Linked DNA regions of Homo sapiens: region 1 is linked to region 2. A link is an interaction called in ENCODE POLR2A ChIA-PET data of the cell type or tissue named here. Cell type or tissue: PC-9. All regions are shown on one strand. Each heading gives the region's core, and the rest is flanking DNA. Links, peaks and the distances in the headings are about the cores only.

The links. ChIA-PET counts read pairs that join two places held together with the same protein. Peaks named below come from ENCODE experiments on the same cell type or tissue, not always from the same donor. Only the 100,000 strongest peaks of a DNase experiment are listed, where the experiment ranks them.
Region 1: POLR2A ChIA-PET joins it to region 2 with 7 read pairs; 6 of 35 experiments call an interaction of 5 or more read pairs at or near these places.

The regions. Positions count from the first base shown.
Region 1 is chr13:41,001,642-41,017,171 of GRCh38, reverse strand. All of the region lies in intron 1 of ELF1 (E74 like ETS transcription factor 1), which reads left to right. Among named protein-coding and RNA genes, the nearest start is that of ELF1, 9.9 kb to the left of the region's middle. In PC-9, for the core only: no CTCF peak of the experiment used is centred there; a DNase peak (open chromatin) is centred at 8,631; H3K4me3 peaks cover 881 bases; H3K27ac peaks cover 2,051 bases.
Region 2 is chr13:40,937,796-40,953,325 of GRCh38, reverse strand. It overlaps ELF1 (E74 like ETS transcription factor 1), which reads left to right. Exons shown (of 9, transcript NM_172373.4): 4 at 1,890-1,997; 5 at 3,353-3,520; 6 at 9,401-9,484; 7 at 10,182-10,374; 8 at 11,956-12,405. Among named protein-coding and RNA genes, the nearest start is that of ELF1, 74 kb to the left of the region's middle. In PC-9, for the core only: no CTCF peak of the experiment used is centred there; no DNase peak of the experiment used is centred there.

The sequences.
Region 1 (15,530 bases), core at 6,964-10,963, 61 kb before region 2:
TTTTCTTTTTCATCAGAAAGATGATGCATTCATTTTATTTCTACAACAACTTTTTGTTTTTCACTGTTAGAATTTTTTTGTTCATGACTGCTTATTTTAAGATGGCTTTAGATGGAAATATGAAGAGGTGGGAATTAAATTTGAGCTTCTAGATACAAAGACAGTTTTATTTCTGCTTTAGTTTTAGCTCATATATATATATATATATATATATATATATATATTTTTTTTTTTTTTTTTTTTTTTTTTTTTTTTTTGAGACGGAGTTTCACTCTTGTTGCCCATGCTGGAGTGCAATGGTGCAATCTCGGCTCACTGCAACTTCCGTCTCCCGGGTTCAAGCAATTCTCCTGCCTCAGCCTCCCAAGTAGCTGGGATTACAGGCATGCGCCACCACGCCCAGCTAATTTTGTATTTTTAGTAGAGACAGGGTTTCTCCATGTTGGTTAGGCTGGTCCTGAACTCCCGACCTTGGGTGATCCGCTCACCTCGGCCTCCCAAAGTCCTGTGATTACAGGCACAAGCCACCGTGCCCATCCTTGCCTCATATTCTTTTAGGAGGGCAAATATTGTTTAATGTGATACCTTGTTATACTAAAATATGTGTATGTGTAAAACTTTGCATGTGACTTTACAAAATCCAGAGGTGTCTAAGCTTTAACATTACACTTATCTTAAATTTGACCTTATTATAAGATAGTAATCTCATTTTATTTATCTTTGTCACATCTTCTCCTCCTCCTTTGAAATAAGAGAATTGTTTGGTATATACAAAATCTTTTGTCTGTTAACTTTTTGGTGTGTTTTATTGGGGTGGTTGGAAATTCTCTAGGTCTGAAATTCAGATTTTTAATGGTTTATGCATAACTGCTGAATCTCCTAAATTTCTGAGTGCCCTAACTCAATTCGGTGCGAAATCGTCCACAGTGTGGCCATCATTGTCCTAAAAAACAAAAAGCACAAAAGGCTAGGAACATGGGCTTTATCTTCATAAACTTAAATTCCTGTTGGGAAAACAGGGCTTGTTAACAAGTGAAGTAAAGAACAGAACCAACCACTGACTAGGTAAATTCAGATTCAGATTGCCTAGAGATAAAAGATGACTGAAAGAATACTCAGGAGAGTTTATCTTGAAGGAATGATGAATGCTGAACGTTGAATAGCATTTACCTATGTTAAGAAGAGTGTCTTCGTCAATAAGAATAAGAATATACGCTGTTTGAGAGGAGAAAGGTTTTATTCTGTTTTTCTGTCTTTTTCAACCTTTGACAAAGTACCAAGCACATATGAGTAGACAGGTATTATTTGTTGTATTAAACCTTTGGCTACTCTTTTTTGCCATCTTACGTGACAAATTCAGTTGGCCATCTTGCTGAAGTTAAAGATGGCACATCTTTAAAAAGCATGTGGCCCTCAGCTTAATCTCTGACTGGTGTCTGCATGTTGTAGGTAATACTATGATAGTATTACCTTTAAAGCTGTAATTGTCAACCTTTGGTGTAACAAAGAATCACCCAGTTTTAACTCAGAAATTCTGATTCATTAGGCGTAGGATTTGCTTAAACAATCAGCATTTTTTACTGTGTACCCTAAATGATTATGACATAGGTGCTTATATGCCACATTTTCAGAAAGAGAGTTTACAGGTTTAAGGCTATGAAGAGGAATTAGCTATTTTGCCTTTAAATATTTGAAGTTTTAGGCAGCAATGCTATTTTGAAGCCCATAGCCTCTAGTAAGGAAGGAAAGCAACTAGAGTACTTTATTATCAGTATTAGAACCCATTTGGGCTCCTTTCCCATCCCAGTTATCCCTTTCTCTAGTCTGTTTTTTTTTGCTGTGCTATATGTTGTTCAACTATGTGGCTATCCGTCTTTCCTTTTCTCTGATCCACCCCCGAAACCTACTGCCATATTGGCCATAATAAATAATCTTTGTTTTTTAATGTAATTAACCTATTTTTTATTTCTCAGTGAACTCTTCCAGTGTTAGTTGTTTTGGTTCCAATTGTTGCTTCTTGGTTTCCCTCTCCATACTCTTACTCCTGGGGCTTTAGGAAAAACACCCCCTTACTGATTTAGGGTGGCATTTACAGCCTTTTGAAAGCTCTTCTCTCTTGAGAAATACACTATTATTATTTGTAATATTTTTGTTTTCTTTCTTTTTTTGGGGGGAGGGCAGGGGTGACTTAAAGACTAGCACAATAGTATGTACTTGTTTGAGTCTGGGAGGAAGTAACTTTTTTTTTAACCCTGTAATGCTTGGATATGATTTTTGAAGCTTCTTCAGATATTTAACTGCATCTTTGATTGCATATTTGTAGGTTTTGCCTAACATTACATCTCATCTAATGGGACATTGTTAGGTATTCACTGACTTGGATAAATGAGAAGAAAATTCCCCTCATTTGAATTGTTTGAAGATAATCATTGCTTCCATAAATTAGCCAGACTATTTTGCTCCTTTACTTAGGAGCTGCTTCATATAAATGGTTGAAATTAAGTTAGTACCATTATTGAGTCAACTCCAATGATTAGGACAGTTTCCAACTATCTGAACAATCTTCCTTCCATTAGTATGGAGAACCTACAAAAGAGTTTTTTGTGTCTTGTCAAATGAGCTGTATACTATAATAAAAGTGGCTGTTGAGCAGTACTACAAATGTCTTTTCTGGTCATGGTTCTAAGCACCTTAAGTTATTATATGAGGAAAATAACTCATTGTGTGCTATTTGCTTTGTTGACAGAGAGGGAGAAATTATGCAGCTGAGCTTTGGATATACAAATTTCTATGCAGAAATGTTTTGATTCCTTCTCTTCCAGGTATTAACATCATCCTCATTGTCAGAGCCCTCTTGCCTTCTATAGTTTGTATGAAGATTGGTTTAACAATTTTTATATTAAAAGCTATCAAAGTGATATATGCACACCATTCAAAATTTAATTCATAGGTCTATAATGAAAAGGAGCCTGCCTCCTCTGCCCCTTCTGACTCTCAGTCCTGCTGTCCAAAGGTAACCACTTAGAGAAGTTGTTTTTATTTTTTAAGTTTGTGTTTTCATGTGATTTGTCCTCGTCCTGTGTTCTACTCTATATATTAGAAGCTCTTCAAAGTAGCAGGCACCAGTATGACTTTACATGCTGCAGTATCTACGTGATAGATGCCCAGTCATATAGTGATCATTATGTCTGGGCTGTTACATGGTACAATTTTAAAAATATAAATATAATTAAAGAAAATTAGTTTCTGGGTTTAGAAAACAATCCCATAAATAGTAAAACTATAAAATTTTATAATAAAACTATTAAAATGAAGTGTAACAATTTATGTACATCTTATTTTTTATATCAAAATACTAAATGGAAGTTTAGTATTGTAATGGGGCAATTCATTATTTTTTCTTTAAAAATGAAATGTGCATGTAGGAAAATATATATAAAACATAGAGTTTAAATAAAATTATAAAGTGTTACAACATGGGTAAATATTTTGTATTTTATTTAAACAGTTTTGCCTCATATTTATAAGTATCTTGAGAAACAACCCATGTTAAGAAATATAGAGTATGTCTATTACCCTAGAAGGCCCCCACTCCTATTCATGTTTGTTTCCTTTAAAAAATAACTACTATGCTGACTTTTGCGATAATCTTTTCTTTATAGTTTTACCTCTTTGAACTTTATACACATGAATCACACCATATATTCTGTAGTGACTTTGCTTCTTTCATTCAGCTTTGTGACTTATGTTACTTTTCGTTGCAATATAGTATTCCATTGTTTGTCTGTACCAGAATGTATTTATTCTCTCTTGTTGATGGCATTAGATTATTTTGAGCTTGGGAACACTTGTACATGGTTCCCCGGGACATAAATGTAGAAGTTCTGTAGAGCAGTATCTTCACATTGAGGGATGTGAAGGCTTTGCAGAGTATAGATAGTTTAATGTAATTTAGAGTTCTTCATTATCTTTCCTAGGATCAGATATCTGCCGATGATGACTTCTAACCCATTCAGAATCTTTCTATGGTATATTGCCCTGGGGTGTAAAATCCTCCAGGACCCTAAACAGATGGACAGTTGATGCATTTCAGGGTAAGCTGTAGACAACAATATATTTGACCCCTGAAACAATTCAGTATGCTTGTCATTTGTTAACTAGAGTTATTTCAAACATAATTTTGAATAAAAAATAAATTTTAATAAATACATGTTCCCAATTATGCATATAAAAGCAATCCTACTATCTTGATATATATGTAGTAAAGTTATAAAAATATATAACAGAGAAGATACCAATTTTAGAATAGTTGACAAGTGGGCACTGTAGCTTATGCCTATAATTTGAGCACTTTGGAAAGCCTAAGTGGGAGGATCACTTGAGGCCAGAAATTCGAGACCAGCCTGGGCAACATAGCAAGACCCTGTCTCTACAAGTAGAAAAAAAAAATTTTTTTTTAAGTTAGCCAGGTGTGGTGTCACACTCCTGTAGCTCCAGCTACTCGAGAAGCTGAGGCAGGAGGATTGCTTGAGCCCAGGAGTTAATGCTACAGTGAAATATGATTGCACCACTGCACTTCAGCCTGAGTGACAAAACAAGAATCTGTCTCTTAAAAAAAAAAAAAAAGAAAAGAAAAGAAAAAAAAATCAAACTTAGAATAGTCAAAGAAGGAATAAAATGAGACTGGAGAGGGATATTAGAGGAAGCTTTAACTGTAGATGACCTTTTTTTCTTAAAAACAAAACAGAAAAACAAAAACAAACAAACTATGGTAAAATATAAAGCTAGGTGGTAGATAGATGAATCCTCTTTGGTTTAACTGTTTCATAATACTCTTTTTTTTTTTTTTTTTTTTTTTTGAGACAGAGTCTTGCTCTGTCGCTCAGGCTGGAGTGGAGTGGCACAATCTCGGCTCTCTGCAACCTCTGGCTCCTGGGTTCAAGTGATTCTGCTGCCTCGGCCTCCGAAGTAGCTGAGATTACAGGTGCCCACCATGGCGCCTAGCTAATTTATCTTTGTATTTTTTTAGTAGAGATGAGGTTTTGCCATGTTGGCCAGGCTGGTCTTGAATTCCTGACCTGAAGTGATCCGCCTACCTTAGCCTCCCAAAGTCCTGGGATTACAGGTGGGAGCTACTGCACCTGGCCTCATAATACATTTTTATCTGTAAGCTATAGTTTATTTTTGCCCCACATTTATAAGTATCTTGAGGAATAATGTTTAATTTGACCGGTAGTAAAAGCTGACTTGAAAGAATGTGGCAATAAACTTTGCATCAGAGCCAGGGGCACTGAGATGCACCTGTAGTCCCAGCCACTTGGGAACTTGAGGTTGAAGGAATGCATGACCCCAGGAGTTTGAGACCTGGGCAACATAGTGAGACCCTCCTATTTCAAAAAAATGAAAACTCTGCATCAGTTAAAAATGGGATCAGGCACGGTGGCTCAAGCCTGTAATCCCAGCACTTTGGGAGGCCAAGGCAGGTGGATCACTTGGGCCCAGGAGTTTGAGACCAGCCTGCAAAATACGATGAAACCCCTTCTCTACTAAAAATACAAAAATAAGCCAGGCATGATGGTGAGTGACTGTAGTCCCAGCCACTTGGGGAGCTGAGGTGGGAGGATCACTTGAGCCCAGGAGGTCAAGGCTTCACTGAGGCATGTTCGTGCCACTATACTCCAACCTGGGCAACAAAGTAAGACCTTGTCTCAAAAAAAAAGTTAACTGCCTATTTCAGCAAGAGGGATTGGGTAGATTCAGATGTAAGTGTTATAAGACTGTGTGTCTGTCCCAAATAACTAAGAAGATCTAGGCATACTTCTAGATGAATAAATAGTAATTTCCAGTTGAGATCCATTAACAAATTGGAGCTTTAGTTACCTAGAAGTAATTTAGTTAGGTTTCATCTTCAGAATTATCCCACATTCAAATACTTCTCAAAAACACATTTCAAAACAAAAACATTCATAAAATAATTAGTATAGTATTAACATCCATGAACTTTTAAGTAGCTAATAGATTGTTGAATCTAACCAGATTTACTGGTATATTCAGTGTTTCATCTTGCTTCCTGATCAGTGTTTCATGTAGCTTCCTTAGAATTCTTACTGTAATGGTAGCAATTTCTGAATCTTTAGTGATTTTTGTTGTTGTCATTATAAACTAGATATACATTCTTCAGGTAAAGCTTTCAAAATTTAACAATGTAAATGTGGAAACTGCTATAGAAAGTGAAAACATAGATCTTAACCCAGGTTTTTACTTTCATCATCCCTTGGCTCTCTTTCCTGAAATACTTCCCATAGTGTATGTATAAGCAGTGGCATGGACAAAGAACAAATGGAAATAGAAGTCATAAGATTTCATTGTCTGAGGGTTCCTATAAAGTCATGTAATTAGAGGTCTCTTAAATTTTTATTATATACCTTTTGATCTATATTATTATTGATTCATTCAGCAATTATTGCCTGTTACATATTATTCTTGATGTTGGGATATAGCAATGAACAAAAAATAAAAACTATTCATAAATTATATGCATATATTTTACTAATTAACCTCCATTTAAAATGTATTATAATTATATAAAGATTAGAGAAACATAGATAAACTAGATTAGTTTTCGATGTGCTACATGTGATCTAAGGCAAGGAAAGTGTGCACACACACACACACACATACACCTCATACCTATATGTATTTTTTTGGGGGGGTGGGGGGGAGATAGGGGTGTAGCCCTCTCGCCTAGGCTAGAGTACAGTGGTACAATCATAGCTTGCTGCAGCCTCAAACTCCTGGGCTCAAGCAATCCTCCACCTCAGCCTCCCATGTAGAATTACAAGTGCATACCACTATGACGTGCAAATTTCTTTTCTGTGTTTTTTTTTTTTTTCCTTTCTTTCTTTCTTTTTTATTTTATTTTTTTATTGGTGGGTATGCGGTCTGGCTATGTTGTCCAGGCTGGTCTTAAACTCCTGGGCTCAATCGATCCTCTTATCTTGGCCTCCCAAAATATTGGGATTACAGGCATGAGCCACCATGCTTGGCCCAAAGCATGTATATTTAACAGCATTATTTTTAATCAAGGAAAAAAAAAATCCCAGGGAGTTTTTTTTTTTTTCAATATGCTATTCTGAGAAAAGACTCCTTTAAAGGGCATATAATAAGTAATAATATCCTGTAAGTAAAAAACATATATTGATAAATATGACCTAGGAAAACAAAGGCTCTTTGTGGTCCTCAATACATTTTAAGAATATAAAGGGATCTTGACACCAAAAAGTTTGAGAACTGCTGCACTATTGCAACTAGTAATTTAAATATCATTCTTAGAGTTTTACATTATTAAATTGAAGTTTAAAAAAATGCAAGCTTTCTAAACCAGAACTAGAGTAAAAACATTAATTCGAAGTTTTTTTTCCCAATGAGAAAAATCATAGACTGTCACCTTTACCATTTATTTACTTGTGTCTCCTAGCCCTTTCCACGAAGAATAACCAATTCTTTAAAATTGGGAAGTATATTAAAGTATTACATTTAAAATTAAAATATATTAAACTTTCTAGCAAAGGAATGCAAATTAAAGTCAAATAGCCCCCCTGTGTTTTTATCCATCATATTGGCAGTAGTTCAAGCATTGTGGGTTGTTGCAAATGATGTTAAATGTCCATGCAGGTATTCTGTTGCTAACAGTATAAACTGAAAAAATCTTCTGCAGGGCAGTTGGCATTATGATATCAAATGCTTTGAAAGTCTATGTGCCTTTCAGTTCTTGGTGTAGGTATCCTAAAGAAAATTTAAGGATGGGACCAAAGATTCAGTTGTAAGGATATTTGAATCGTTCGTTGTGATTGTGTAGCAGTTCTCAAACCTTATACTTTTTTTTTTCAAGCTTTATGATCTTTGCATCGTCTTTATACTATTAAAATTGAGGCTCCCAAAGAGCTTTGGTTCATGTGGGTTACATTTACCAATATTAACCAATGTTAGAAATTAAAACAAACTTGAAAAATATTAATATATTTATTTAAAAATAATACGCCCATTACATTTTAACATAATTATTTTTATAAAGGACAAGTTTGAGCCAGGTATGGTGACCCAAGCCTATAGTCCAGCTACTTGAGAACCTGAGGCAGGAGGATTGCTTGAGCCCAGGAGTTCAAGTCCAACCCAGGCAACATAGCAGGACCCTGTTTTTTTTAAAAAAAAAAGTGCAAAAAAGACAAATATGTTTCCCAAAACAAAAGCTGTACTGAGAAGAGTGTAAATCTTTTAGCTTTGACTTCACAGAAGACAGCTATATTCTCATATTTGCTTTTGCATGAAATCTGTTGGAATATGTTGCTTTTGTTGAAGAATATGAAGAAAATTCAGCCTCACACAGATGTCTAGTCACAAAAAGTAGATGTATTTTAATGGCCACTTCAGATAATTGTGGATATTCTTTGATACTACACCAAAGCTCATCAACAAATGCTAGTTTTTTAAAAGTTAGAACAATGAGATTCTGAAAACCTATGAATGAACTTTTTGTCCCCTGTAACATTAAAATCCATAGGTCTGTCTTGTACTTTGAATGGATTGATTTTTTTTTTTTTAACCTAAGCAAGATTTTGTAACATCATGCGTGAGTCATTTGGGTATTGCAAATGTTGACATAGTATCAAAATCACACCAGTCTCATCAGAAAAGCCTTTTAAGTGTATTGAGAAGCCAACAGAGTCAAAGCGGTAGATACATACAAGTTTTCCAAAATTCTGATTTTCAGTTGAAAGCTTGCATTTTATAATTGGTGACAATTGCTGTTAGTTGTTTTCCTTGAAGTGATGGGCATGCTTTATTAATTTTTGGAAAAATTTCTGCCAGATATCCAATTCTGAATAATAATTAGTTCTTTTAAGTAAAAATTACATTTCATGAAAGCAGCAGCTAGTTTGGCTCACAGGTCGAAGAATAATAGCATAAATGCTTTTTCTCAAGACAACAATGCTATTTCTGTTTATGCCAGAAGTAGTACTTTATTTGTACCTCCAATTTTATCACTCAGAATATTAAAAACATATGTATTTAATGGTTGAGATTCAAGAAAATAGTTTTTACTCTTCTTCAAAGACATTCTTAAGTGAAGTCGCCTTTTTAAAATGTGAGTGCCCAGTGGTAAGGAGTAGACTCATGGCTTGAGGGTGCAGCCTTGGTCAGGGCAGAGGCACTCGCAGTTTCATCCTGCTTTGCTTTTGCATCATCAGGGCAAGTGTCAACACAGTGGAAAAGCCAAATAATACCTTGCCATTATTATGAAAAGAGTTGTGATCTCAGGAGCCCCCTGAAAGGGTCTCTGGATCCTTTGTGGGTCTGAGGATTACATTTTGTGAATCGCTGTGAATAATGCAGCATTAGAAATAATACAAATGTCTAAAAATTAGGGGTTGATTAAATAAATGTTATATGGAAGAAATATACTTTTATTAAAGTTTATGTTAAATACAAGCTTATAACACAGTATTTTTCTGTTTTTGGCACCTCTCTAATGAGGAAATCAACATTCGTCAAAGAAAGTGAAGGCGTTGGTTCTGAGTCTCAGTGCTTCCATTTAGTTGATGCCTTTGTGATTAAGAAAAGGGAAGTTGAATAGCAGGAGGGGGCAGTTACTGGCTTCTCCAGTAGGCTAAGGGATGTTTGTATAGCAACCTTATTTTTACAGCAAAAGGAATTGGCAGTGGTATCAATCATTTTTTGATACTTAATAATAATATGTGGAATGTGCCTTCAAATGAAGTTCCTCCAGTAGACTCAATTTATATTTAGGCATTTTCTGATTTACATTTTCCCGTTGTGTTCTTCTTAATTGAAAGAGCTTTCAGTTGCTGCATATTATTTAACTTCAGACTGAATTAAAGAAATGAGTTATAAGCAGGTTAGAAGGATACTGTTGAGTTGAGCCCCTTGGGCTTCCTGCTAAGACCTCCACACAGGGCGTTTCTGAGGTGTATTATCTGTACTCTGCAGCAGGGAGGAACACTTTTTGTGAGCGGCATCATTGAAGATAGGATGCTTTGTGCATCCGAGATATTTCTCTGTTATAGTGGAAGCCTAATAATAATCATGACTTGTCTTGAGTAAGGTTTAATATTTTCCTAAGCACCAAGTTCTAAGGAGGGTTTGATGTTTAAAGTTCCTTTCCAAATAGCCATTGTGTTTATTCAAAATTTTATGTTTTAGATAAACTTGGGTAAAGTATGCTGGAAGAATATATACAGCATGCTATGTACATAAAGTTTTAAAATATACTATACAAAATGTACGTATGTACTAAATTATAAGGAAAAATACCATTAAGATTTTAGATTTAAGTTTGAATAATTAATTCGAATTAATGTTACATGTGTTTTAGTTTGAAGGGCAACTTAAAAAGTTTGTATTTAGACATAAGGTATATTGTGTAAATTATTTTATTCAAAATGTTTTCATGGTATGAACGTTGCAAACTAGACATCGTGCCTGATCCTTTGATCTGTAGATCAGAGAAAAACTTGCATATTGTTATAGGATAATTTACAACCTGTTAGTCTTAAGAATAAACTGAAAGGAAGATGTAATACTTATCTGCCCTTGGTAGAACAGAACAGTTACACATCGTTAACTGTGTTTGATTGTTGGGTAGGTGATGGACACTAGGTTCTCTGCAGCTGCTCTGAGACTCCCCAACTCACTCCCCATCCTGCCCCCCAGTTAGGGTTATTTCACTAAGCATCAGAGCCAGAGGATAGGGGAGGGGAGCTAATGTGTAAGGAAATGGGTGATGTTCTTCTTCCTTCATTCTTCCTTCATGGTTTGGGGAACACTTACTCCTTATTCCCTAGATATTGGGGACAATTTAGCCAATACATTTACAAGTGAGAGCAGAGATATACTAAAGATATGCTAGGAAGGCACTAATAATTCTTAGACTCCTATAAAGAATGAGCAAGATCCTTCTGGTTGAAAAATACTGGGTAAAAATGAAATCGTTTTTCAAAGCCATTCATTTAAGAAATGTTACTTCAGGAGCCTACTACCATGCTTACAGCTGATTATTAGGTATATGTTAAGTTCTCTTTAGGAAAGAGAGGTCACAGGAAGCTGAAGATGGACTTCTGTGAAGTAAAATATGAAGAGTGGTTTTGGACATTGACCTAGAATGGAATAGCACTAAACTCTGGTGGAATTGTAATTGTGGCAACTTATGCTTATTATAGCCTAGGTAAATATTGACCAATATGAATGGATAAGATAGCTGCATTTTGCCCAAGTTTATGATACAGAATATGAATCATATGAGTAATGAATTGAATTCATTCTTAAGGATTGATTATTAGTTTGGGAGGCAGCTTGGCATGGTGAAAGGTGAGCACACCTTAGTTATAATTAACTGGAAGGTTGGTTAACATGACTTGAAGCAGGCAGGATTCACCTATGGAGAACAGAGTTCTATTTGGTTGTATATAGTTGAATATATATGAGTAAATAACATGAGCCAAGTTTGGGATATACAGGAAGTGAGAAGGGAGTAGAGATAGTTTGGTTGGGGGATATAAATTGTAGTACAGGAGAGTGCTGATAAGAAGCCATGGTAAAAATGACCAAAGATCAAAGATGCAAGTTATCAGTCCTGCTTTGTTGATAGTCAGTTGCTTAAAGGTTGTTTTTTTTTTGTGGTAGGTTTTTTTTTTTTTTTTTTTTGGATAGGTATAGCAGAGGTTGGGGGGAGGGTCACATATCAAGGTGGTCAAGTGTTACTTATGTAAACAGTTGGGTAAAATAGTTTGAGGGCCTGTTCTGTTGTTTAGACACTTGGTTTTTTACTCAGTCATTGTGGTTTTCAAATCTTAATTTGTGTGGTGTTTGCTCCTAAGAATACTTCTTCAAAAGACTATAAATGAGTCTTTGCGTGCATATTGAATCTTAGATCCCAAGACCAAAATACTTTTTTATTGGCTCTGTTTGCATAAACACTCTTCACCATTTATATGTTTGTGCTACTGTACTTTCATATATTTTCACACAAACTATTGGACTATTTATAAAACAAGACATAAAGATGTAACAGAGAAGGCAGGAAATACTTGACATTTGTGTGCCATATCTTACTCTGTGCTTCCTGTCAGTTAAACCACGATGAGAGGAACAGAGACACAGATGTACAATTGCTGCTTTAATTTGCCACTGGGGAGACCAGTTAAGCATAAAGCTAGTTTTATTAAACTTTTGTCACTTGTTGATTCGAGGGACGTTGTAGGCTTGTTTGGTATTATATGGATTGTATGCATCATGTGGTGGCAATTAGATGTTTGCTACAGCACCTAATAGGAACATATATCTTTTACATATTTAAAAGGTATTTACTTTTGTGACATTTTTTAGGCCATAAAAAAATTGGCATTTGAATTCATATATTTGATATAAATTCACTATGAAATATTAGGCTAATATTTTGATCTTGAAATTTTAGTATCTAATTATTAACTTTTATGTATTAGTATATCAGGATTCTGTAAAACTTTCAAAGCATTTTGTAGTTTACCAAGTAAATTCTTACTTGGTACAACTTCAAGATGAAAGATGAAATGGAAAGTTATAGAGGTTGACTTATCTAAGAAAATACAGTTAGTAAATGATGTTCAACTACAACTTGAATGCAGGTGTTCTGATGGTAGATCCTGTATCCCTAATGTTAGGGAAAAGGTTTGTTTTCATTAAATTCCTATTCTACCTGTTTCTCAGTGATTTTAACTTTTAGGGTCACCTTTGCTTATTCTTCCCAGAATATCCCCCACCCCCTTTCCTTTCATGTTCTCTCTCCTTGGAAAAAAACAGATGTGGGCTATTTCTTTAGAAATAAGTAACATGTTACTTCCTTATGAAGTTTTTTCAGGTTCTCACAGGTATTTACCCCTCTCTATTCATTCTGTCATCTTTTGGTTGACTTGTTTATTTACATTGTTTTGTAATTATCTGTTTACATTGTTTCTTTTTAGATGTTGAACCACTTTGGGACAAGGATCATATCTTATTTATCTTTATTTTTGTATACCCAGTAAATGGCATATAGTAGATTTCATAAATACTTGTTGGGGGAATAAATACATGCCTGATATTTATTTTCTTTTTTCTAGAATCATAAACTGGTTAAAGAACTATAATGTGAATCTTTTCTACAGGTTGCCTTTATGGTTTATTTCTAAGAAATAATTTTATTGTAAAAGTTATTTTGTACTTCAGCTCCACCCACCCCCAGTTTGTTTTTGCTGTTTATGGAAATGAGATATCTTAGTGAAATTATTAGTGTTTTCATCCTAGTTAAAAGTGGAGATAACATATTGGTCCATTAAAAAATGTAGCTGAAGAGCTTAATTATTTTAGCTCGCTAAGCATCAAAAATCTCTTACTTTTGGCTTCAATCTGGAAAAAATGTCTAGCCATTCATTGTGGTCCTGATATCTCCACTGAATAAATGGAAATAATAATTCTCTTTATTACTTTTTGCTTCTCCCTGTATTATTTTCTGTTGTCACCAAGTTTTTTGTGCCTCAGTGATTGGAGGGTTATAAATTGCAGTCGTCTTGTCAACAGAGCAATAATTTTCACAAATAGGACTTTAGCTTAGATCTGGCCATTCTAGGAATGTCTTATAAAGTTTATATATTAACAGTTTTTCCAGCCAAAAATTGATAGAAGTTACTATGTCTTTTTAAACAATAAATCTAAATGATCAAAGTCAAATTTAAGGATTTAATTTTTAAGATTGAAGGAAAAATTATGAAGCTATATGAATTTAATTTTTAAGGAGTTTTAGAAGAACCAAATAGTTATTTTGTTTATTAAAACTTAGGTAGACATGTGGAAAATAGTTTATAGGGTTTTTGAGTGTCCTTTTACATGTCAGACCTCCCTTTTTTGTGCTCTTTGTTGGGGGGTGTTGATGTATTTCTGAGTTTGGATCAGAAAAATACATATATGTACGTCACTTTGACAATAGTCAGTGAAGCTTAGCTTACCACCAGTTGGTTCTGGGAAGCAAGTACATGCATCATGTGAAATTCTATAGAATGCTAAAACAAACATATGAAAACACTAATCTTTTACTGTTTAATGAAGAATTTTAGTAAGTAAATATTAAGAAAATAAAAGGTCCTTTGATCTTGACCTAGTTTGACTTTTTAATATACACTTTACTTAATATTCTTTTAAACTGTGTTTATTAATATATAGAAAAATTTATTATATGTCTTTTGTTTTCAAGTAGCTTATAATCTTAAGAGATGGGACATAGTAAATAATTACTGAATTACATGGGAGAATGAACTTTGCCCACTTCTGCTATAGCATACATATTACTATGATTTGCATTTGCCTTAGTTGATAGATTGTAAGCGCCTGTAGGGAAAGTCTTCTTAGCTACTTGTTGCTTTCCTACCCTTCTCCCTTACCCACAAGTGTCTGGCAGATAGGTCCCTAAAGAGTGCTTGTCCAAAAGAATATAGACGACACTGATTTATTTATTTATTTATTTTTTTGAGATGGGACTTGCCTTTTTTTTTTTTTTTTTAAGGTAAGGTCTTGCTCTGTGGAGTGCAAGTGGCTCTAACCTCAGCCTCCGAAGTAGCTGGGACCACCAGCTCATGCCACCATGCCCATCTAATTTTTAATTTGTGTTGAGATGGGTTCTCGCCATGTTGCTCAGGCTGGTCTCGAATTCTTGGCCTCAAATGATCCACCCACTCTGGCCTCCCAAAGTGCTGGGATTACAGGCATGAGCCACTGCACCTCGCCCTGATATGATTTCTGCAGGCCATCTACTATTAAAATATAGGAAAAGACAATATAGGAAGAATTATTTCTTCTTCTCCAGGTATTTCTATTTATAAAGGGGATGTTTTTAAAAATCCCAGTACACAGTGTCACATTTCAGTTGGCTCAAAGTCAAAATTAAATCAAAATGAAGGCGTTGAGGTTACCCCTAAGTAAATCAGCTTTACCTGGAACAGCCTCCTTTTGGATTTATCTGTACCTATTTCCCCCCCAGATTTTCCCTTCCCCTCACCTTATATACTCACAGATCGTCTCTGAAAGGTAAAAAAACTTCTCCCCACAACTCTTAGTCCCCCATTTACTGTAGGAGACGTCACATTCTCTGTGTCCAGTTGTCAGGGGTTGGATTGTAACTAGGAGTTAGATATTGAACGAGAGAGACAGAAGTTTCTTTCATGGGTTTTAAGATAACAGCCTATGTTGCCTGACAATCCCCATTTTTTTTTTTCTTTGAAGCAAGGTCTTGCTGTTTTGCCCTGCTTGGAGTAAGTGGCTGTCTATAGTTGTGATCACAGTGCACGGCAACCTTGAACTGTTGGGCTGGAGTGATCTTCCTGCTTCAGCCCCCTGCTATGGGAGCGTGCCACTGCATCTGGCTTTACATTTTTAAAGCAGAATATTTTGAGGGGAAACAGAATGTTGTGATTAAGATCACTAGATTCTAAGCCCTATGAGGGCAC
Region 2 (15,530 bases), core at 3,987-7,986:
TTGGGGGATACCATTCAGCCTATAATAGATGATATTAAAGAATTACTGTAGGCCGGGCACGGTGGCTGACACTTGTAATCCCAGCACTTTGGGAGGCCGAGGCGGGCAGATCACCTGAGGTCGGGAGTTCAAGACCAGCCTGACCAACATGGAGAAATCCCGTCTCTACTGAAAATACAGAATTAGCTGGGCATGGTGGCACATGCCTGTATTCCCAGCTACTCAAGAGGCTGAGGCAGGAGAATCGCTTGAATCTGGGAGGCAGAGGTTGCGGTGAGCCAAGATCACACCATTGCACTCCAGCCTGGGCAACAAGATTGAAACTTTGTCTCAAAAAAAAAAAAAAAGATTTATTGTTAGTATATTTAAGATATGATAGTAGTATTGTGTTAGACATCTTTTAGATACACATGCTAAAGTATTTAGAGATAAAATATGGTATTTTAGATTCCTTCAAAATAATCCTGTACAGAGGGTAAGGACTTGAGGGCAGTGAGTGGGGTATGGATGAAAGAAGATTGGCCATTTGGTGATAATAGTTGAAGCTAGGAATGGGCACATGGGGATTCATTATATATACTATACTCCACAATTTTTATTTTGTTTAAAATTTTCATAATAAAAATATTTGAACAGATGCAGCGGCTCACACCTGTAATCCCAGAACTTTGGGAGGCCAAGGAGGGAGGATCACCTGAGCCCAGGAATTCAAGGCCTGGCTTGAGGAATTCAGGCCTGGCTTGAGGAATTCAAGTGAGCAACATAGCGGGACCCTGTCTCTAAAAAAATTTTAAAAATTAGCTGGGCATGGTGGCCTGAGACTGTAGTCCTGTCTACTCGGGAGGCTGAGGTGGTAGGATTGCTTGAGCCTAGGAGTTTATGGTTGCAGTGAGCTATAATTGAGCCACTGCACTCTAGCCTGGGAGACAGGGTAAGACCTTGTCTCAAAAAAAAAAAGCAAAACCAAAAAGATTTAATGATTTTATGAAATTTGAGGCTTAGATTATATTTTGAGCTGTCATCAAAATACATAAATTTTTTTTTAGTCTTGCCAAAAAAAATTAAAGTTGAATTTCATCAAGCCTCCAGATATGACTACTCAGTTAGAGGGGGTATAGAAAAACATGTTAAGCTACACAATAGGAATATAGTTGGCAAAATCCAAACTATGGGAAATTCTACATGAATAAACAGCCTGAGTTCTTCAACAAATAAATTGCAAAGTAAAAAAAGCTAGACAGATGAATGGCAACTCAGAAATGTAAAGAAAGTTAAGAAATGTATCAGTCAATTGCAATATGCAGACTTAATTTGATTTAAGCAAAAAACTGTCTTGTCTTTCCTTGCACTGCCACCATTTATGATTTTTTAACACAATTGAACATTTGAATGCTGGTTGGCTATTTAATATTAAGGAAATATTGATTTTTTAATGTAATAGTTTCTGTTTTTTTTTTTTAAGACAGAGTCTCACTCTGTCACCCAGACTGGAGTGCAGTGGTTTAGTCTCAGCTCATTGAAACCTCCACCTTCTGGGTTCAAACGATTCTCCTATCTCACTCTCCTGAGTAGCTGGGACTACAGGTGCGTGCCACCACGCCCAGCTAATTTTTTGTATTTTTAGTAGAAACAGGGTTTCTCCATGTTGGCCAGTCTCAGACTCCTGACCTCAAGCAATCTGCTTGCCTCGGCTTCCCAAAGTGCGGGATTACAGGAATGAGCCACTGCGCCAGCCAGGTTTGGTATGATTTTGTGTGTTTATAGTTTATATATATATATAAACTAAAATATTAAATGATGTATTCTGGTTCTAGAGATAAGCGGTGTATGACTTTCAGAGTAACAGATGTCTCGTAGTTAATTTAATTTTCTCTTTAAATGTGTTGCAGTTGAAGCTTCTTGTCATGACGGGGATGAAACAATTGAAACTATTGAGGCTGCTGAGGCACTCCTCAATATGGATTCCCCTGGCCCTATGCTGGATGAAAAACGAATAAGTGAGTGATTATGATTGTTTATGTTTATGTACTTTGTTAAGTTACTCTTGCCATCTTTCTTTATTAGTAAAATCAAGAGATTAGAAATGATGTTATATATTTTTTGTTACAATCACATTTTAAGGTATAGTAGGAATTGAGGTGCCTTTGCAAAAACGTAGAGTTAAAGATGACATTTTAATTTGAGAATGAAGCCTTTGGGAACAAAAAAATGTAATTTATTACTTACCAAATAGAAGATCATGCAGAATTTCTTCTCTTAACATATTGATGAGAGTATTAGGGTATCAAGGGCCCAAATGATTATAATTTAGTCATCTCTGTAGTTATCAGCAAATAGGCAACAATCTATTGAAAATTTTACTGACACATCATGGCATAAAATTCACTGCCACATTATTGATCTGCTTTAAAATTCCTGTTCTCCTTTGGGCTTTTCTGACAAGCAATCAAATTCATAAAGTAAATTATTGCTAAATCAGTCTAAAATGTTTATTCAATATTTGCTATATTCACAGCAGCAATAATTAGGCAATAACATGAGATACAAATGAGCAGATACTGTTCCTTTCCTCAAGCTTACAGTTTAATTTTGAAGACAGTTACTTATGTAAATAACTACAAAGCCAAGAATAAAGGCCACAAGAGTGATAGCGAATTGCTCTAGTAGCAGTGGGTATTCTAGCTGAGAATATCAGAGACTGGCTTCATTGAAGGAGTATTCTGACCTGGGCTGTAAATGACAAGCTTTTAATAGGTAGAAGAGACATGAAAGGTCATTCAAGCTGGAGGGAATGGAGTTAAAGATACAAGACACAGATCTGTTAAAAAAAAAATGAATGAAATCTTTGAGATCAAGATGTTTTGGTGTGGTTGAAGTGTAAGCTTCATGGTGGGTGGGAAATGAGATTGGAAAGGTAGGTTTGGAACTAGATTACAGAAGCTTTGTAAGGCATGCTATAGAGATGGGTTGTGATTATTTTTTTGTTTGTTTTTTGTTTTTCCTATGAACTATGGAAAGGTATGTCAGTTTTGTTTTTTATTCCCCTAATTTTATGGTCAGGTCAGACTTAGGTTTCAGAAAATAACTCTCACAGCAATGTGAATAATCAAGAGGAGAGATGAGACAGACTGGTGATAGGAAGTCAAGTAAGAAAGACATTGAAATAGCTCGCCGTGCCTGGACTGGTTTAGGGTATTTGATTTTGGGAAGGGGAACTTAAACGCAGGAATAGATTTCAAGATTTTATTTCTACTTTAATCTTCTAGTCATAATAGAAACAAGAAATTTTCTCAATCGTTTTTTAACTTATAATACACAGTGGACTATAATTAGTTGATTTTATTTTCATTAGATAATAATATATTTAGTTCACCTGAAGATGACATGGTTGTTGCCCCAGTCACCCATGTGTCCGTCACATTAGATGGGATTCCTGAAGTGATGGAAACACAGCAGGTGCAAGAAAAATATGCAGACTCACCGGGAGCCTCATCACCAGAACAGCCTAAGAGGAAAAAAGGTAGGTGGGTTACTTTGTTTAGGGCGCATAGTCAAGTCTTGGTGTGAAATCTAGATATCACTTTTATTCTACATAGTTCTTTCCTGCTGCAGTTAAAACTTATGTAAGAAAAACATTGAAGGCACAAAATGGAAATTATGAGTTATTTCTTGGCCAGGCACGGAGATTCATGCCTGTAATCCCAGCACTTTAGGAGGCCGAGGCAGGAAGATTGTTTGAGGCCAGGAGTTTGAGACCAGCCTGGGCAACAAAGCAAGACCTCATCTCTACAAAAAATTTTAAGAATTAGCTGGGCACGGTAGGCACCTGTAGTCCTAGATACTTGGGAGGCCAAGGTGGAGGATCCCTTGAGCTCAGGAGTTACAGGTTTCAGCGAGCTAAGGTCATGCCACTGCACTCCAGCCTGGGCAACAGACTGAGACCCTATCTCTAAGAAATAAAATAAAATAAAAATAAATAAATAAGAAAAAGAGGTATTTCTTCATAGTAGAATCATTTCTTTTAAAAAATTAAAGTATTGGGCCAGGTGCGGTGGCTCATGCCTTTAATCCCAGCACTTTGGGAGGTGGGGGTGGGTGGATAACCTGAGGTCAGGGGTTTGAGACCAGCCTGGCCAATAAGGTGAAACCCCGTCTCTACTAAAAATATGAAAATTAGCCGGGCATGTTGACAGGTGCCTGTAATCCCAGCTACTTGGGAAGCTGAGGCAGGAGAATCACTTGAACCCAGGAAGTGGAGGTTACAGTGAGCTGAGACCACAACATTGAACTCTAGCCTGGGCAACAAGAGTGAAACTCCATCTCAAAAAAATAATGATAATAATTAAATTATTTTATACTTTTAAAAAGTTTGGTCTATCTTACAGAAAAGGGATTTTCCAACTTTTTAAAGCCTCAAATTTTTATCTAAACCCTTTTGTCCTTGGGTAAGGTCTAGTCAGCTTCCTTCCCAGGGGTTATTGTTTGAAAGCCTCCAGTCTGTACCGGTGATTCCAGTATAAGACTCCAGTTGGAAAAATACAATGGGTTGGAAATCAGCAGGTAAGTAACTGAAGAGGAGTATTTTAGGATGTGTTGAGTGGGAATTTTTAACTTTTTGCCAATTAGGACCACACTTGCATTCTAAAGTCTGACACCTTTTCCATTTTATTGCCTTCTGATTCTACTCATGCTTGCTTAGTATTTTGAGTATAATGTCTTGATTAATAGCATCACCACCCACCCAGTAACCTAAGTTCATGTGAAAGTCAGGGAAATTCCAAGAGCTGAAAATGAAGAGGAAAATAAAAATAGTAAACATGAGCCGACACTGCAGCAGCTCAGAAGGGCTGAGAAGGATATGCCGAGGGGCTCTGGTTTTATTGTCCGTGTTGAGGCAGAAGCTTAGGTCTTGGGCTACGCAAGATGGGGTATCGGACAGAGACCTCAGCATGTAACTGGGACCCTTGAAGGGATATACCCTCTTGGGGGAAAGAAATCCACCCATTGGCACAGACAGATGTCAAGGAAGCTTGGGTCCCATTCAGCCAGGCCTCTGAGTGGAGAAATTCTGGTTTAATTTCTTTTGGGTAAATACTTAGTAGTGGAATGGCTGGATCACATGTTAAGTGTACATTAAATATTTTTCAGAAACACAAACTGCTTTCCAAAAAATTTTTTCTCCATGTATTAAGGTGGGGCAGTCATAGGACTTGCCTCATTTATTTCCTGTCTCTCAGGGATCACTGGCTTTTGTTGACCGATGTCCAATTTCTTCAGTACCATTGTTTCATACCTTTTTTTCTGTGTTTTTAATTGTTTCAGGTGGGAAGATAAATCCATGTTCTGTTATTCCATCTTGACTAGAAGAGGAAGTTCCCACCTAGTCTTTTTTAATAGCCTTATTCTTCGACCATGTTTTTGTTCTTTTGCTTTAAAACCTCTAATCATACTATGTAAAGTTTCTATTTAATAATTCTGTTATGTGTGATTCTTAGAGAACTAATCCTAGGGTTTCCTAGTCTACTGCTTCTCACTCAGAAAGTGTCTTCCTCATGTATTCTGTGATACCAAAATGTGAGTTCAGCTTCAACGGGGCTTTATCTGAGGAAATCTTGTATGGCCTAGGTTGAATGTATAACCCACCTGAGCAATTCTATAAGAGCTTCTGCCTGGTGCCCCATAGTTATTACAGTCCTGGGGCTACATCTGTGTTAATTACTTGGCTGGCAATTCCTAATGTTAGTGGTAGTTTAAAATCTAGTTGTAAACCCAGGTTAAGACAGGCCCAGGATTAACTATGTTTATAGAAAAATTTGTACATAAATGGCTGATCTCAACTCATTGCATCCTCCACCTCTTGGGTTCAGGTGATTCTCCTGCCTCTGCCTCCCAGGTAGCTGGGATTAAAGGCATGTGCCACCACACCTGGCTGATTTTTGTATTTTTAGTAGAGATGAGGTTTCACCATGTTGGCCAGGCTGGTCTTGAACTCCTGACCTCAAGTGGTCCACCGCCTCGACCTCCCAAGTGCTGGGATTACATGGATGAGCCACCCTGCCTGGCCATTTATGTACAAATTTTTCTTAAATATGTAGTATTTGTTTACCCAGTCAGCAGTTAATGGGATTTGGGTTGTTTGTAGTTTGGGGCAACTGCAAATAATGCTGCTAAGAACATTTGTGTATCTTTTTTTTTTTTTTTGAGATGGAGTCTCGTTCTCTCACCCAGGCTGGAGTGCAGTGGCACTTTTATCAACACAGTAAAAATACCACTCAACAATAAAACAATATACGATTGGTACATTCAACAAAAATGGATGAATCTCTCAAAATAATTGTGCTAAAAGAGGGAAGCCAGAAGAAAAAATATGTTTCTACAGTTTACCCCCAAACAATGTGGGGGTTAGGGCCGTCAGCCTCTGCAGCCAAAAATCCATGTAAAACTACAGGCGAGCCCCACCATACCCAGCTAATTTTTAATTTTTATTTTTGTAGAGGTGGGTCTCACTATGTTGCCTAGCTTGGTCTTAAACTTCTAGGCTCAAGCATTCCTCCTGGTTTGGCCTTCCCAAATGCTGAGATTACAGGTGTGAGCCACCATGCCTGGCCAAAGGTCTTCATGCTTGTTGTGTTTATGTTGGCTAGGCTGAGGAGGGAGGAGGAAGAAAAGGGTTTGGTCTTGCTGTCTCAGGAGTAGCAGAGGTGGAAGAGATGGAGGAAGTGGAAGGGGAGGCAGGAGACACAGGCACACTTGATGTAACTTTATTGAAAAAAGATCCCTATATAAGTGGGCCTGTGCAGTTCAAAGCTGTGTTTTGTTTGAGGGTCAGTTTTATTTTTATATAAAGCTCTAGAAACTACCAACTAATCTATAATGACAGGAAACAGATGAGTGGTTGCCTGTGGATTGGGCAGGGTGAGGAAGGGCGAGATGTAAGGATTACAAAGGGGCACAAAGTACTTTTGGGGTGATGAATATATTCATTGTTTTGAATGTAGTGGTGGTGTTAGTATACATAGTCAAAACTTGTCAAATTGTAAACATCAAACATACGTAGTTTATTATATGTCAGTTATACCTCAATAAAGCTGCTTAAAAAATAAAAGGCTAATATCCTACTTAATGTTGAAAAACTATTGGTATGATAAAGAACCAAATGGAATTTATAGAAATAAGAAATGAAATTGGGCCATGCTCAGTGGCTCATGCTTGTAATCCCAGCACTTTGGGAGTCTGAGGCGGGCAGACATCCTGAGGTCGGAAATTCGAGAGCAACATGGTGAAACGCAATCTCTGCTAAAAATATGGAAAAAAATTAGCCAGGCATGGTGGTACGTGCCTGTAATCCCAGCTACTTGGGAGGCTGAGGCACGAGAATCGCTTGAACCCAGGAGGCAGAGGTTGCAGTGAGCCAAGATCGCACCATTGCATTCCAGCCTGAGCGACAGAGTGAGACTGTGTCTCAAAAACAAAAAAATGAAATGAAATTGAAAACATCATGTGTGGATTAAAACATAGACTAGTCACTGCTTAAGAAAGAATTAGTAAACTCCAGTAAATTTAGTGTGGATTAAAAAATATGAAACAGTTACAGACATGGAGAATTAAATGAAAAGGTCTACATGTTTAATCAAAGTTCCAGAAACAGAATATAAAAAGTGAGGAAGAGACAATATTCAAGAGATAGTGACTAAGAATTTTCCAGAATCACATTAATCCTCAGCATTGTGAATCCTGAGTAGTTCAGCTACAATAAATCTAGGCCTAAATGCATTGTTGGTAAAAATGCAGAACACCAAAGACCTCTCTTCAAGTTCTCCCCACTCAAAAAAAAGAAGCCGACCGGGGAGAAACTACATTACTTCAAGAGGATTGATTTTTTTTTTAGATTGGCAGTTTAGAAGCTCTCAGGAGAGGCTGGAAGAATTAGACATCTTCAAAGGGCTGAGAAGAAACCACTGCCAAACAAAAATTCTATATCTAACCAAGCTGTAATTCACCTGAAGCTTTGTACATTACCACCTTGAATGATTAGGAAGATGTTGGAGAGGATGGATACTGGGTTGGGAGTTTTTACTGGCAGCATCTGTTGTGACTAAAGCTAGTGGAGGAAAGTAGTGGAAATAAAGACGATATCTATTTTTTTTAAGCTGGTATATATTAATAGCATAAAATAAGGTGGAGGTTACTGAAGTGTTGGCTTCTAATACTGGTTGTCATGAACACAGCCAGAAGAATCTGTCTCATGAAGGGTTCTCTGCAGATGTCTCCAGTGATGAAAGTCGAGATACTTGGCTGACTAGCATACATTTGGCAGTCTTAGAGACTGAAGAGCGGGCTTTTTGACACTTTTCTCCCTTCCTTTCATTCACCCAAATGACTTCAGAAATGTTTTCCTATTCCATTTCTGGGGATAAATTGTCACTGACCTTGTGATTTTTTTTTTTAGCTGTAAAATTCTGCTTTTCTAAGTTATTGCCCTGCCCTGTGTTATATTTACCTGTAATTCACCACAGTAATCTAAACCAGAGCGGCAGCCTCAAGGATGTTTGGGTAGGAGGTAGTAACTCTTCATTGTTTCTCACATATAGAATGGTAGTATGTTCAGACAGCATGATCATGATCTCAACCTAAATACAAGGCAGTGGCGCTGCTAGGCCATGGTTCTAGATACTTGGCAAAAGAAGATCACAAATACGGCTTTAGAATAGTTTATCGACCCCACTCTGAGGCTATTGGGATGGACTTATTTAGACATTGATGGTGGGTAAGGTAACTATGAAGTTTGTTGTGAATTGAAAGGTACAGAAAAACGAGATGTTTTTAGAAATACACAGGAGGATAGCATTTAACTATGTGGTTCACCAAAATTTTGCCTCACATATTTTCTGTATTTCTAGAGTTTGGGAAGTTTCTTATACTTGAGAACTAACTGTATACAGAAATTATTTAATAGAGAAAAAAGCTAAAAATCCACTTCTCCTACCTTAAAAAGCTTGTATAATTAATAGGCAGACAAAACTGTATGGCTTATTTTTGGAGCCCACGTTCTACCAATGTCAAGAGCATTCTCCAAAAGTTTAAGAAAGCACTACCAGTATGGGTACTTCAAAGGCAAGCTATAGTAATTTAAATTAACTTCATTTTTACAGATATAAACTGAGGTGTCAAAGGTATCATTTCTTACATAAGTGTGTTTATGGTTTAACCTGCATTAATGTCCAAGTTTTATTAAAGTTGTTTTCCTTTTAGTAAACAGCATTTTAAGAGACCTGTATATGTGACCCATGTATAAAAACATTTGGCACTTGAAATTTAGGGTAAACGACAAAATAGCTGAATTGTCCATTTTCTCTCACTTTTGAAGGCAAATATTTATGCAGAGCTGTTTTTATTTCAGGAAGAAAAACTAAACCACCACGACCAGATTCCCCAGCCACTACGCCAAATATATCTGTGAAGAAGAAAAACAAAGATGGAAAGGGTACTACTGTGTAATACTTATAGGTCAAATAACACTCAGATTGCTTTATAGTGCCTACCTATTATAACTAGAAACCACCAGCTTTCTTGATATACTGCAGTGGATCTTATTGCTGCCACATGCTTATTAGATACATTTGCCAAATTCTTAAAACTGATAGTAAAGTAGACCAAGAAACTCGTTTGAGTGATTTTCACTTACCTGTCAAAATAATCTATTCTTTTCATTTAATAAAGAGACTCTTGGAAGAATTTAACCAGGTTAGATTTTCAGTTCATAGACCCTTTAATATGTTGTCTTGAAATTCAAGCATTTGTATAACTGTTGCCCAAATTTGAAGAAAACTGTTATGGCCGACCTGCTGGCTCTAATCTAAAGAGAACTACTGTTGAGAGAGTTCACAAAGAGACAGAAAAAAATTATCTCAAAGTACTTTCTCCTAAATCATCACAAATCTTATGACAAGATTGCTTTGTTCACATATTTTATATGGGACTCATAAAAAGATCTTTATTAGATGCTAAAAATTATGACCATTATATCACCCATACTAACTAAATTATGTCACCAATACTAACTGAATTATGTAATATTTTTGTATAAATATAAATGGCACTTCTAAGACTTTTAGTTGTCTTTTTTGAGGTTCTTTTAAATGAAATTTTGGTCATTTAGAAAGAAATTGTTTTTGTTTCAGGAAACACAATTTATCTTTGGGAGTTTTTACTGGCACTGCTCCAGGACAAGGCTACTTGTCCTAAATACATCAAGTGGACCCAGCGAGAGAAAGGCATTTTTAAATTGGTGGATTCTAAAGCAGTGTCCAGGTTGTGGGGGAAGCACAAAAACAAACCTGATATGAATTATGAGACCATGGGAAGAGCACTCAGGTATGCGAAGTTTTGGTATTTTATTGTGTTAAGAATATCATTTTCTAAATTGTAAAAAAAAATACTAAGCTTAAGTTCAGCAAAGCACCAATAGTGGTAATGCAAATACATAATAAGAGGGTACATTTTCAGTCAGGTGCGGTGGCTCATGCCTGTAATCCCAACACTTTGGGAGGCTGAGGCCGGTGGATTGCTTGAGTCCAGGAGTTTAAGACCAGCCTGGGCAACATGGCAAAACCCTGTCTCTACTAAAAATACAAAAAATTAGCCAGGCGTGGTGGTATGCACCTGTGGTCCCAGCTACTCGGCAGGCTGAGGTGGGAGAATCACCTGAGCCCGGGAGGTTGAGGCTGCAGTGATCCAGATTGTACTACTGAACTCCAGCTTGGGCAACTGGAGTGAGACCCTGTCTCAAAAAAAAAGAGGGTGCATTCTCAAACATGAATTGCAAGTATGATATGTTAGTTATTATAGTAGAATAAATCAGTGCTTCAGGAGTACTACTAGAAATCATGAGAATTTTGAACAAGAGTAACATTCTTAAGCTCACTTTTAGTTCGTTTTTCGGTGATTCTGTCATTTATCCTTCAAGATACGCATGTATTTGAGAAAGATGTATTGGAAATAAGAACGATCTGAATGACTTTTAGGGGATAGACAGATATAGATATAAAATTTAGCAGTCTTAAACTAAAACTCTTTAATTACAGTTTTTGGGTTTTTTTAACATACACTTTTTAAGTTCTTGATTTTGTTAAAATAGATGACAAAAGTTGGATCACTGCTATTGCATATGGTTAAATTTTATACACAAAAGTCAATCAAATTTACTGAATCAAATTTAAACTGATACATTTGCCAATTTAAATTTATTGAATCAAATTTAAACTGATAAAATTTGCCTAGTAGGAACATTTCTAGAAAGCCGTGGAGGAGAAACAATTTCTTGAGGCTTTTGGTAGTTTTGATTATCCTGGCAAGTTGGCAGAGGGGGGCTGAGTGTGGTGGCTCGCTTCTATAATCCCAGCATTTTGGGAGCCTGAGAAGGAAGGATCGTTTCAGCCTGGGAGTTCCAGATCAGCCTGGGCAACATGGCAAAACCCAGTCTCTGCCAAAAAATGCAAAAATTAGCCACGTGTGGTAGCATGCGCCTGTGGTCCCAGCTACTGAGGAGGCTGACGTGGAAAGATTGCTTAAGGCCAGGAGTTCAAGGCTGCAGTGAGCTGTGATCATGCCACTGCACTCCAGCCTGGGCAACAGAGCAAGACTCTGTCTCCAAATAAATAAGTAAATAAGTTAGCAGAAAGAGGAAGAAAAGTGAAAGACCAGAGGATTCCACATAGTTTATCAACAGTCCCCCAATCAGCATTAGTTTTAGATTTAGTTGGTAATAAGAACTTATCTCTATCTGTGCATAAATGTATGTTTATCTCATATAAAATAACAGCCCTTTATTTAGAAATTCTTTTCTCATTAGTTTGATTCCAACTTTAAAGTTTTGTTTATGATTAGGGAAATTTGATTTTGTTGAATATTTTAATTGATGTTTGATTGATTGATGAAATTGTCTGCTTTGAATAGGTACTATTACCAAAGGGGTATTCTGGCAAAAGTGGAAGGTCAGCGCTTGGTGTATCAGTTTAAAGAAATGCCAAAAGATCTTATATATATAAATGATGAGGATCCAAGTTCCAGCATAGAGTCTTCAGATCCATCGCTATCTTCATCAGCCACTTCAAATAGGAATCAAACCAGCCGGTCGAGAGTATCTTCAAGTCCAGGGGTAAAAGGAGGAGCCACTACAGTTCTAAAACCAGGGAATTCTAAAGCTGCAAAACCCAAAGATCCTGTGGAAGTTGCACAACCATCAGAAGTTTTGAGGACAGTGCAGCCCACGCAGTCTCCATATCCTACCCAGCTCTTCCGGACTGTTCATGTAGTACAGCCAGTACAGGCTGTCCCAGAGGGAGAAGCAGCTAGAACCAGTACCATGCAGGATGAAACATTAAATTCTTCCGTTCAGAGTATTAGGTGAGAAAACCAAACTACTGATGCTTATCACTTCAATATGTTTCTGACCAGAGACATTATTTGTTAAGTGGGTCAAGATTCAGAAATGAAAATAAAAGTATAAAGGTTTCAAGCTAGAATTCTTGGTTACCAGATTTTTCAGGAGCAGTTACTATTATGTCAGTCCTCTGATTATGCCACTGGTCCCTTTATTTACATTTTGACATTACTGGCATTATTCTGTCAAATACTACACCTTTGTATAACTGGATTGATACATATAAGAAATTATCTAGATGGGAGAAAATCCAGGGTTTCAAATCTTTATTCAGGCCAAGTCAGAAGCTTCAAAAATTCAACATAAATTGACATATTAGGACATTGAGAGTGCATAGAGTTCCAAGCAATAAATGTTATTCCTTGGAAGATCCTATCTTCGAACAATTCTAAAGTTCAAATAGGAAGGGAGGCCAAGAATCTAAGGTCCTCTTTTAGAGTGGCAGAAGTTGAAAAAGTAGGTTTGTTTTTTTTTTTTTTTTTTTTTTTTTTTTTTTTCAGTTAAATCAGATTTGCCTCAGAGCCCCAGGATGAGATGCTAAACAACAAATTGACTGAGAGGATCTGTCTGCCTTAGACTGATCTGCAGAAATTTGGGACTAGTCTCAGCTGACTTAGAATGGGAGTATGGGAGGAAGGCAGAAAATTATATGGATATTTGTAGCATTTTTCTGTTTATACTGTCATGAATTTCTAGAACATGAACCATAATAAAATCTAGCAGCCCTTTCAAAGCCAATAAAAATTATTATTTGATTACTTTTATTAGCAAACTTCAGTCTTACATTTTTATATTCCAGAATATAAATGTGGAGGTTTTGCTCAGTTGATCTTGGAGTAAGGTAACATTACCTAGAATCAAGGCAGACTTAGAAGATTCAGTCTTCTTTGTATAGACAATTTAAAATGTTTGACCTTGTGAAAATATTCTCTTAAATCTTCACTTGATTTGCAAGGAGTACAAAGATGACCTTTACATTTTTAATTGGATGCTACATCTTTTAACTGTTATTAAAGGAGTATATCTTGAGTAGCCCTTATCCAAAATGCCTGGGACCAGAAATATTTTGGATTTAGAATTGTTTCGGATTTTGAATCGTTGCATTATACTTACCCGGCACAGCATCCCAAATCCAAAAATCTGAGATCCACAATGCTCCCGTGAGCATTTCCTTTGAGCATCTTATTGGTGCTCAAAAAGTTTCATATTTTAGATTTCAGATTTTCGGATTTGGGATGCTCAGTGGGTGCTTATTTAACTCTTACTGTCCGTATTCTCCCCTTAATGTTTTATATTTCCCTAGGCCCTGTGGGTTACAGGTGATGACTGGGTGTCTGGTTGGGAGTGTGTGGTTCCTCCCATTGGTTTCTAGGCTGTTTGTTGTTTGTATTTGTGTTGATAGGAGACCTACAGTGGCCACAGCTGATTCCATGGAATTTTTTTAGCATCTGTATTCAAAATATTCTTTTTAGACTGTGAGAATAAAACCAAAACAAAAAACTCTAGCTTTGAAAGATACTAAATTGTAGATATTATAGAGTAGGTTTTTGTTTTGTTTTGTTTTTTTGAGACAAAGTCTAGCTAGCTTTGTTGCCTAGGCTGGAGTGTAATGACACCATCATAGCTCACTGCATCCTACTTCCAGGACTCAAGCAGTCCTCTCACCTCAGCCTTCCTCATAGCTGGGACTACAGGCATGTCCAGCTAATTTTTTAATTTTTTGTAGAAATGGGGTTTTACTTTGTTGGTCTTGAACCAAGACCAACCAAGCAATCCTACCACCTTGGCCTCCTGAAGTGCTGGGATTATAAGTGTGAGCCACTGCATCTGGCCTAGAATGGTTTTTTATTAGGACAAGTTCTGGTTTTGTTATTTCTTATATTTTTTGTTTGCATTTTTGTAATTACCCAACCTTTTACTATGGAAAATTTCAAAGTATGGAAAAATTCAGCTAGTACTATGAACACTTATTTACTATCCACCTAAATTCACAAATTGATAGCATTTTGCATTATTTGTTTTCTCTATTTATTTATACCTTTTTTTCTCTTTGACTATATCTTTCTTGATTTTTGATGACTTATTAATAAAATCAGAGGCTTTTAACTTTTTTCCCTGTGGTTGAGAGAAGATGGAATGTATATGATTATATATATAATTAGATAAATTATTAATATAACAACAAGAGCTGACACAGAGCACTCTTTGTACTTCATACACTTTACATATAGTGAGGCATAGAATCCTCATAGCTCAATGAGAATAGATAATATCCCCGTTTTATAGATGTGGAAACTGAAGCAAGGAGAGACCAGGGAACTTGGTCACATGTAGCAGATGGTGGAGATAGTATTTTAATGCTAGCTGTTTAGCTGCAAGCATTGAAGTTAATGACTTGCTACACTGCCTACCGATTTACATAAATCACAGGAATTGTCAGTTATTTACAGTAAAACAGCAACATCTTAATTTTGTCCTTCACTCATTTCTTTTTATTTCATGTGATTGCATGTATCTATGTTGATTCAGTTAAGCTTTTCTTAATTGGTGTACAGTATATATGCTCAGTTTTTACAAATTTACAAAAAGAAGCCAGTTTGATTCTGGCTTCATGGTAGTCAAAGAAACAACAACAGAAATAAACTGCTGGTAAACTATTTTCTGAAAATTGCCCCTTGGTAAACATTGGAGACCATTTTACCTAGCATAACTTTTATTTATCCAAGCATTAATAATTTTTCTTAGGATCTTTTAAATAAATTATCCTGGCCAGGTGCAGTGCCTCACACCTGTAATTCCAACACTTTGGGAGGCCGAGGCGGGTGGATCACCTGAGGTCGGGAGTTTGAAACCAGCCTGGCCAATATGGCAAAACCCCGTCTCTACTAAAAATACAAAAATTAGCTGGGTATGGTGGCAGGCACCTGTAATCCTAGCTACTCAGGAGGCTGAGGCAGGAGAATAACTTGAACTCAGGAGGGGCAGAGGTTGCAGTGAGCCAAGATTGCATCACTGCACTCCAGCTGGGGCTACAGAGTGAGACCCCGTCTCAAGTAAATAAATAAACAAACCTGTGAAAATGTATAAT